Linked DNA regions of Homo sapiens: region 2 is linked to region 1. The links are chromatin contacts, found by Hi-C or POLR2A ChIA-PET in ENCODE. All regions are on one chromosome and are shown on one strand. The core of a region is the stretch at or near the end of the contact, and the rest is flanking DNA. Distances in the headings are between cores, read along the strand shown.

The links. A loop is a pair of places that touch in the nucleus more often than their neighbours do. ChIA-PET counts read pairs that join two places held with the same protein, here RNA polymerase II (POLR2A). Pooled maps may share reads with other maps.
Region 2: a loop to region 1 is called in a pooled map, with 1.9 times the contacts of the local background. The contact joins two enhancer-like sites. A Hi-C loop is called at or near these places in 2 of 168 maps with a recorded cell type or tissue (PC-9 and posterior vena cava) and 2 of 50 pooled maps. POLR2A ChIA-PET finds 5 or more read pairs at or near these places in 3 of 52 experiments (Caco-2, GM12878 and Panc1).

The regions. Positions count from the first base shown.
Region 1 is chr11:69,380,672-69,385,343 of GRCh38, reverse strand. No RefSeq gene overlaps it. Among named protein-coding and RNA genes, the nearest start is that of LINC02953, 43 kb to the left of the region's middle. Within about 2 kb of position 2,808, at least 7 of the 41 ENCODE cell types and tissues checked have a DNase peak (open chromatin) inside an H3K27ac peak, as active enhancers do.
Region 2 is chr11:69,494,583-69,499,341 of GRCh38, reverse strand. No RefSeq gene overlaps it. Among named protein-coding and RNA genes, the nearest start is that of LINC01488, 15 kb to the right of the region's middle. RefSeq lists enhancers at 1,274-2,087, 2,088-2,903, 3,083-3,625, 1,576-4,759. Within about 2 kb of position 2,326, at least 16 of the 41 ENCODE cell types and tissues checked have a DNase peak (open chromatin) inside an H3K27ac peak, as active enhancers do.

The sequences.
Region 1 (4,672 bases), core at 1,559-4,058:
GTCCCCACAGGGACTTTCAGACACCAAAGTGACTCCCTGGCCCAACAGGGACCACTGTTGAGTGGCCCAGATGAGCAGGAATCTCCCTCACGAATCCATGCAGGAGGACCAAGGGCCCCAGGACCTGTGGGCAAAGAGCCCAGGCTCCTCCAGGGTTTCTTATAGCAGGAGGAGGAGGAGGATGCCTGGTGGCCCCATTGATAACAGTTGGAGACCCCGTCTCTCCATCCCCTTCTTGCCATCTCTCAGTCACTCCTTCCCCACAGCCTGGCCCTTAGGTGGGCTGTGAGGGGGCCCTGGGCACGGGATTGAGAGCAGCCCAGGAGCAGCGGCCCCCAAGTTGTTTTTCCCAATGCAACCTTTTTCCAATTAGAATCCACAGGCCTCTAGTCACTTAGACCTCCCAGAGGGCAGGCCACCTAGGGCAGCGGAAGGCGATAGCTTTTCCTGGGTGTGCTGAAAGCTGGGGCCACCACACCAGGCTCCATCCCCTGAACAGCAACCACTGTCCTCTTTGAGGAGGCCTGCGTTTTGGCAGAGGTGCTGACAGCTCCCAGCTAGGTCAAGGGCTCTCATCTGGCCTCTCCATCTCCTCCTCCTCAACCTCAAGGTGAGACGACCGCGGATGCACAAGGTGGGACGACCGCGGCTGCGCAAGGTGGGACAACCGCGGCTGCGCAAGTTGGGACGACAGCGGATGTGCAAGGTGAGACGACCGCAGATGTGCAAGGCGGGACGAGGGACGACCACGGATGCACAAGGTGAGACGACTGCAGATGCCCAAGGTGGGGTGACCACGGATGCCAAAGGTGCCCTAGGTGGCAGAGGACAGCATACTTTGTGTTTTCTTTTTTTAACTTTTGCTTTTACTGTCATTGGATATAGGCTTCCCAGGAAAGCATGGGGCCTCAGGCAAGGGGACCCTCTGCAGCTGACAGCTGTGCGTTTGGCAGGCCAGTCTCTAGCCCCTCCAAGCCAGCAGTGAGAGGCACACAGTTTGTGATATGTGCAGCAGATCCCCGTGGTCACGGCCCACTCCCACACCTCCTTGCTGCGAAGTGGGTCCCTTAGCCTGACTTGAGGCTCTGCGGGCTCCCAGGCTGGTGGATCACACACTCAGTAAGCCAAAAGGATGGTGCCGCTGGGGGGCTGGGACAGAAAAGACAAACTCTGACCTGAAGTTTGTGTCCACTTTAGTCCAGATGAATCTCCGATCTTTCAAGAGTTGAATATAGCCAACTGGCCAAGCAGCCAGCTGGCCTCAAGGGAGGGGCTTTACAGGGGACATTCAGCAGACAGTAGCTAGGTCAGCCTTAGTAAGTGAGGGCCCATCCTTGCCATCTCGGCTACCCTCTCCAGTGATCCATGGTGCCGGCCCTGGCATGGCCAGTGAGACTGACTGATGACAGCTGGTTGGACCACCTTGCCTACCTGATTGTTCAGTGCCTGTTTGGTGGCAGATGCTTCCTGGAAGGAGCGCAAAGACCTTCCTCTTTAATTCCCACTCCTGTACGCCCATCCATCAACCTCTGCTCCAGGCCTCTTGTCCCTCATCTTTCTCCTTCCGGGCCCCTGATGAGCTGGCCAAGCCATTCACTGCTGCCTCTCAGCCCCGGTGTTTTGACCTCAGGCTGCTCCTCTTCCCACACACAGCGGAGGGCCAGGTGCATTGCCTGAAGCTCTGCCCATCAGAAGTATTTGTGTTTCTTTCAAGGTCATCACTGAGCGAAGCTGTGGTTCAGCAGCTATCCACCTCAGGTTGTGCTCACCATCCATAAGCCATGCTCCAGCTTTTTCTTCTCTGGCGTCTGGCCCTACCGAGTTTACATGTGTCCCTAGATGTGAGCTGAGGGACACTGGAGCCGCAATGGTGAATGAGGCAGGGTTCAAGGACACCTGCTCATGCCTGCTAGTCCTCCTGGTGTTCCATCTCAGGTGGCCATCCTCTCTTATGATGCAGTCTTGCCAGGCACATCCAACTTATGATGTGGTGGAGCTGATAGAACCCAGCTAACGATGGGTGGCTGTGGCCACATGCTCCCCAGTCCTAGGAGAGGGAGGGACTGTGGCAAGGATTTGGGTGGTGAATGAAGCACTGGCCCCCAGGAAGGGGAGCCCAAGACAACCTCTGGCTCTCAGAACAATGGTATCGTGTCCAGGAATGCTCAGTGCTGAGTCCTCAAAACATTCATTCATTCATTTATCTAACAGCTCCCAAAACCGACTTTGTGACAGGGTCTGAGCAGAGTCCTAGGATGCAGAGAGGAATTCAGCCTAGTCCCTGCCCATGATGAGAGACAGGCAGTGAGAGTCACAGGGGGACAGACACCTTGTGGAAAGGAAAATCCAATTCAACTCACCCACAGTTTGAGTTCCCACCCAAGACTTAAAGCCTGGAAGACTTCCTGGAGGAGGGAGTGGTCTCTGAGTCTCCTGAAACTGACAAGCAATCCCTTCCAGATGGATTATCAATGACAACCGCATCACTGAGCACTCACTGTGCTGAACCATTTCCGCCCATTTCCTGTTCAGTCCTCACAGCAACTCACGGGCGGCCTTTGGGGCGAGTGGACCTGGGCTTGAATCCCAACCCTGGCTCTGATAGCTGGATGATCTTGACAAGCTGTGTCTTCATACCCCAGCGAAGGAACGCGAAGTTCAAGGGAGATACAGCTTGTCAGGGTCATCCAGCTATCAGTGCCAGGGTTGCGATTCAAGCCCAGGTCCACTTGCCCCAAAGGCCAGGCCCTTAAACCGTGGTGCTTTCTGGTGCTGTTCACCGTGGACGCCTGGCTCTCATCTCCGAGCCTGGGGCAGGCGCACTTCCGGTCCCTCTGCTGGCGGGAGAGTCATGTGACTGGAGCTGGCCAATGAGTTGCAAGGGGAGGAGTCGCGTTATTTCCCAAGCAGAGTATCTTATTGCAAGATTTCCCCGTGCTCCCCTGCCCTCTGCATATCTGGGAGGCCCCTGCAGGTGTGTGGGGTACACGTTGTGTGTGTGAGGAATCAGCCTTTGCTGTCTGGAGCTGCCGAAATTTGGCATCCTCTGTTCCTGCAGCACGACTTCCTCTATCCTGACTGATGAACACGGCTGGAGTCAGGCCTGCTGAGCCAGTGATTCGGGCGTGGCCTGAGTATCTGCTTGCTTGAAAACAGAGCCTTGGGGCTTTGACACAGGCCACATACAACGCCTGTGCTGGGTGGTCCTTCATCCTCTTGCAATGTGACCACAAACCCTGACCCTGTGTGATTCCCAGCCACGCATCTTTGGCGTCTCCTGCCTGTCCTCCTCCGTGTCTGCTCTCCATCCTCCTGTTGTGGTCTCCTTTGCAGCGTGCTCAGGCCCCAGCACGGCAGCTCTCCTCTGAGATTCCTGGGCCGTCAGGCAGGTGGGCCTGTTTGAGGTGCCCGGCAACTAAGGCCTCGTCCTGCGGACAGTGACCTTGGCCCTCGGCAGGCAGCAAGGAGCTGCCCTGAGAACGTCTCCTGTGTGCCCTGGGCACGTGGGTCTCTGCCTCCCAGACAGGATTCTCTGGCTGCTGTGGTCACCACAAGCCCAGCGGCCTGCCCCGCCCCTCCCCATGGACTCTTCCTTTTGCGCCACTCACGGTTGTGTCTGCTCTGTGCTCCCCCCGACCCAAGCCCAGTTCTGGACTCTTTGGGGCTATAGGAACTTGGAATGAAAGTTCCATGCCTGGTCCTCCACGCTGTCTGTGTAACCACCCACAGGGGCCTGCAGCATTTGTGTACACTTCCTGGTACAAGTGAGTCTGGTGGTGGTTTTGGATGGGGATCATTTACAGCAGTCCCGAGCCAGGAATCCAAAGCCCCTTTTGCCCCCTAGGGCAGTGGCTCTCATTTGTGGCTGCTGGGGCCACTAAGTCCTGAAGTTGTTTGCGAGCTCCAGATTCCAAGATGGCAGCCAGGTGTCTGCGGCCCTGGCACCAGTTGATCCTCGCTGGGTGGCTCTCCTTGGGGTCTGAAGCTTGATGCCATCAGGCCAGAGCACACTAGTGGCCAGAACCATTGGGCATCCTGACTGGCCCTTCTGCTTCTGGCCCGACCAGCCACTGGGGTGAGCTTGGCTGTGCAAAGCCTCCCTGCTCCTCCCAGGGGGCCCCGATCCTGCTGGAGGGAGCATTCTGGTTGCCCTGGCTCTGAGAAGGTTGCTTTGAGAGCCAAGGAGGTCACGAGGCTGGGAAGTTGCCCCAGGAATGTGCCCACTGGCTGTCCAGCCTTCCTACGCCTCACTGCCAGTGAGTGGCCACTCCAGGCCGGCCCCAGGGCAGGGCAGAGACCAAACCCCATGGCCCTGTCTGCAGACCTGAGTGTGGTCTGGCTTCCCAGCTGACCGAGGTTGGTCCCCACATAGTCCCAAGTTCCAAGCAGAGCCACCCAGGGCCCCTTTGTGGGCTCTGAAAAGACAAACAAACAGCTCCAACCGGTGGAAACATCTCTGACTCTCCCAGTTCAGACAGCCTGGGCCAGGACATAGAGAGACCCCAAAGGGAGCCGCTTCAGCAGCAAACAAGCCACAGCCTGTGTGCAGGGAGCTGACCAGACGCCCTGCAGCCGCCGGGAAGCTGGCAGAGACAGATGGCGTCTGTGCTCAATGGGGCACACAGGGAGCAGAGGCCTCCGCTGGAGCCCACCCGGCCACCCGCCCGGCAGA
Region 2 (4,759 bases), core at 1,077-3,576, 110 kb before region 1:
ACTGGGTCACCCCATTTCCTGAGACTCCCTGGGCTGCGGCAGCTTCTCTCTTTGCTTGCTTGTGACATCCTCACCAGTTTTGAGGACTGGTTTTGAGGATTTCACAGAATGCCCTTTAGTTGATCTCATAGTTGGACTGGGTTATGGGGTTTGGGAAGGAAGACCCCAGAGGGAAAACACCCTTCTCATCACACCTGCCGCTGGCAGGTGCTGAAGGCATGACTTATCTCTGTGGTCCCCTTTCTACTGAGGAAGGAGGTACAGCAGCTCACAGAGGTGACAAGCCTGGAGGAGGCGGAGTGGGCCTCATCACCCAGGGATGTATCTAGGGCTCGCTATCCCCCTGCCTATACCTGCACTTGCATATACCTGTACCTGCACCCGCATATACCTGTACCTGCACCCGTCCACCTATACCTGCACCTCTCCACCTGTACCTGCACCTCTCCACCTGTACCTGCACCTCTCCACCTATATCTGCACCCCTCCACCTATACCTGCACCCCTCCACCTGAACCTGCACCCTTCTACCTGTACCTGCACCCCTTCACCTGTACCTGCACCCCTCCACCTATACTCACATTTGTACATACCTATACCTCCATCCCTCCACCTACCCACACTTGCACATACCTTCACCTGCACCCCTCCACCTACACCCGCACCCCTCCACCTATACCTGCAGTCCTCCACCTATACCTACACCCCTCCGCCTATACCTGCACCCCTCCACCTGTACCTGCACCCCTTCACTTATACCTGCACCCCTCCACCTACACCTGCACCCCTCCACCTACACATGCACCCCTCCACCTATACCTGCACCTCTCCACCTACACTTGCACCCCTCCACCTATACCCACACCCATCCGCCTATACCTGCAGTCCTCCACCTATACCTGCACCCCTCCACCTATACCTGCACCCCTCTGCCTATACCTGCACCCCTTCACCTATACCTGCAACCCTTCACCTATACCTGCACCCTTCCACCTACACATGCACCCCTCCGCCTATACCTGCACCTCTCCACCTACACTTGCACCCCTCCACCTATACCCACACCCCTCCGCCTATACCTGCAGTCCTCCACCTATACCTACACCCCTCCGCCTATACCTGCACCCCTCCACCTGTACCTGCACCCCTTCACCTATACCTGCACCCCTCCACCTATACATGCACCCCTCCACCTATACCTGCACCCCTCCACCTATACCTGCACCCCTCCACCTATACCTGCACCCCTTCACCTATACCTGCACCCCTTCACCTATACCTGCACCCCTCCACCTACACATGCACCCCTCCGCCTATACCTGCACCCCTCCACCTACACTTGCACCCCTCCACCTATACCCACACCCCTCCACCTATACCTGCAGTCCTCCACCTATACCTCCACCCCTCCACCTATACCTGCACCCCTCTGCCTATACCTGCACCCCTCCGCCTATACCTGCAACTTGCACATGCCCATACCTGCACCTCTGCACCTGGACCTGAACTGCCTATACCTATACCAGCATTTTCATCAGGACCCTTTGGAGTTGAGGCTCTGAGTCCTGATGCCCAGGTCTCAGGCACTGAGGGGTATCAATTGGCCCCAGACAGTAAATGCAGCCTGCTTCCAGGGGCAGACATCCACCCCAACCCCACTCTGGCTGGCGTTCCTGCACAGAGGCTGCTGCAGTGCCCTGTGTGTGGGGAAGGGTGCGCCTCCCCTGTGGTCTCCTTTCTGGGGGCCGGCCCCCGCCCCCACCCCATCCCACCACAGAGCCTGATATCTGGGGGTGAGGTCATCGTTATTTATGTGATGGCCCTGCTGCCCGGTGGTGTTTGCACACAAAGGCCCCGCTCTGGGACTGTGCCATGCGGGCCGGCATTCCAGCACATTCCTGCAGCCCGCAGCCCAGCCCTGGACAATAGCTCGCCCTCTCTCCTTTGCCGGGCCGGCCTCTGTGAACAGAGCACTGTTGACAGCCGAGGCTGCTCTCACTCCCGAAGAATTCCAAAAATGGAACAATGTACGCCCGGCCTGGGACTCTCAGGCAGCTGCTCAGAGCAGGGCCCTGGAAGGCTGCGGTCTGGAACTGCCTGTGTAGCTGTCCTTTTGGCCGGCATTTCAATGGGAACCTGGGGCAGGGCGGGGCGGGGGGGCGGGTGGGCGCCACGAGAAGAGAGGAAATAGAAAACACCCAAACCAACCTGGAAGCAAGCCAGCACTTCCCTGGCCGCACAATCCCCGTGGTGAGGAGGCTGAGATGGTGGGCTCAAGCACACTGTGCTGGCCAAGTCTATGCAGGCACTGACCTTTGCCCAAGACCTGTGAGTGGTTCCCCAGCTCCTAGATCAGCTCCTGCCTCAGACAAGTAAATGGGGGTGGCAAGGCAGGAGTGACACATTTGAGCAGTGGGGGAATGAGGGAGAACGAGAGCCGGGACCCCTGCATCCTGGTCCAGGGCTCAGGCCACTGCTGCCTCCCAAAGATCTGTCCTCAGCCCAGGTGGGGACCACCCTGCTCCTGAGTACAGTGCCCCCCTGCATTGCAGTCTCAGGACAACTTCTGAAAGCCTGCTGTGGCTGGAGGAATGACCACACCTGGACGTCCACAGCCACTTGTCCCAGGATTTCTCTATCCTGCAATGCGGCCGGATAATTCTCTGCTGTGGGGACTGTCCTGGGCCCTGTAGGGTATTTAGCAGCATCTCTGGCCTCTGCCCTCCAGATGCCAGTACCAAGCCCCTTCAGTTGTCCCCACAACTGTCTCTCTGTTGGGGGCAGAAAGAAAAGAGAGGGAAGAGAGAACATCCAAACCACCCTCAAAGCAAGGTAGAGCTCCCCTGAGTGCATGGTGCTCGTCAACTCAGGAAAGCACGGATAATGCTGCCGGAAGTTGGTTCTGCAGCTGGCGAGGTGGCCACCCGGGACAAGGATGGCTCTGGCGCCATGCCCGTCTTGGACTAGAAGGAAAAGACAGAAGGACGAGTCTGCCTGTGAGTGATACCAACACGGGAAAGCAGAGCTAGAGAAGGAGGGATGGAGACCCCAAGTTCCGATGACAGACTCCTGGAACCAGCTATGCCTGAAGCTCTTCTACATCAATTAACCCTCTCCTTTTGGCTGTAACCAGTTTAAATTGGTGTTCTGTCGCTTGTAGCTGAAATTTTCTGCACAACCCACCTTCTTCACCCGATGGCACGCTGCTGTCTCTTCCCAGCCAATCTTGGTCAGGAGAAACATTCACTGTTGCTGCAGGGGGCTTGGGCTGTCATGGCCTCCCAAACCCAGCTGAGCTTGCTGCATATTGTTAAAGCCCTGCGGGTGGAGGAGAGCAAGGCATCCCGTGCCCCTCAAAGTCTGCCACCAGCACGGTCATCCCAGCTGCCCCACCTGCCCCAGGAGCTCCTGTCATCAAGCCCTGCCTCCTCTTTTCTTCCCGGAGCTCACATCATCCCCAGGAGGTACTTAGGACCAGGGATCTCAGGCCTGGTGCAGAGGTGAGGACAGAGGTGTAGGAGCTGGGACTCGGCCCCACACCCTTCAAGTTCCCAGTTGTGAACGTCTGGGCCCTGGGATCAGCAAAGCCAGCCTCCCCTCCCGGCCATGTGTTTATGCTGGACATGAATGGAGCCCCTGGAGGCCAGGAAGGGTGAGGCCTCCAAAGCCCTGGGGAAGATCCTGGTAGGGGGACAACCCCAGGCTGGATGGGCTTTGAATTATCCAGGTGGCACCAGAACCTCAGAGGCCTCTTTCACAGGCGGGAATGATGTGGCAAAGCCCAGCTGGCCCCAAGTGGCTTCACATATTCCACAGGGAGCAGGGACCCACTCACTTCCCAGCAGCCCCTGTGTGTGTGTGTGTGTGTGTGTGCATGCGTGTGTGCACCTGCACACCCATGTGTGTGAGTGTGTGAGTATCTAGCAGGGGCTGGTGAGGTGAGGGCAGCTTCTTCCACCTTCCGGGCTCTGGGTGGGTGTCCTGATTCATCTTTGTCCTTGCCCTCCTCACTTAAGACCTGCTATCCTGGTGCATGGCTTCTTCCAGCCCCAGGGCTTTGTGGCAACTTCCCACTGGTCAGAATCATACATTGAAAAATCTTCCTAGAAGCACCGGGGGGTTGGGTGGCCTTTCCCTACCAGGTCTCCAGAGGTTCCAGCCCCTCTGGTTCCTGTCCATGCTTTCCTGCTGGAGGTGGGGACTCTGGGGAAGCCACCTACTCCTCATGCAGCTCTTCCAGGAGTGCAGCGGCTGCTGTGGCCAATTGTGCCCACAAGCCTGCCAGCCTCAATCTTACTGGCCAGTTGTCAAAGCCCAGATCCCAGGTCTCACCATGTTTTCCTCTGAGAGGGCCCTCACTGTCCGGGACCACCTGCCATGCAGCAGGCACTTGAGTCCAGGATTTGGGCCTCTCTGGCAGGGCTGCTCCCCTGTTGCCGCAAGTGCTGCATTTTGAGGAGTCATTTCCACGCCCCCGGCATAGTCACGAAAAGCCCCTTGGGTTTGCCCTGAAAGCCCAGGTTGTGGTTGAGGGTCTTTCTGTGCATCTGGCAACCACATAGCCCTGTGCCTATGCCCTGCAGAAAGGCTGGCTTCTCCGCCTCCTTGTCTCCTCTGTGGGGGGTGGGCCTGGCCCTGTCATGCCAGAGAGGAATATCGGTGAAGCTGCCGGATGGCGTCACCGCGGGAAGAACAATTGGATGATGACAATCGAAGGAAGGTGAAAGATCTTGTCCCAGTCTTCCTGTTTTTGTGCACA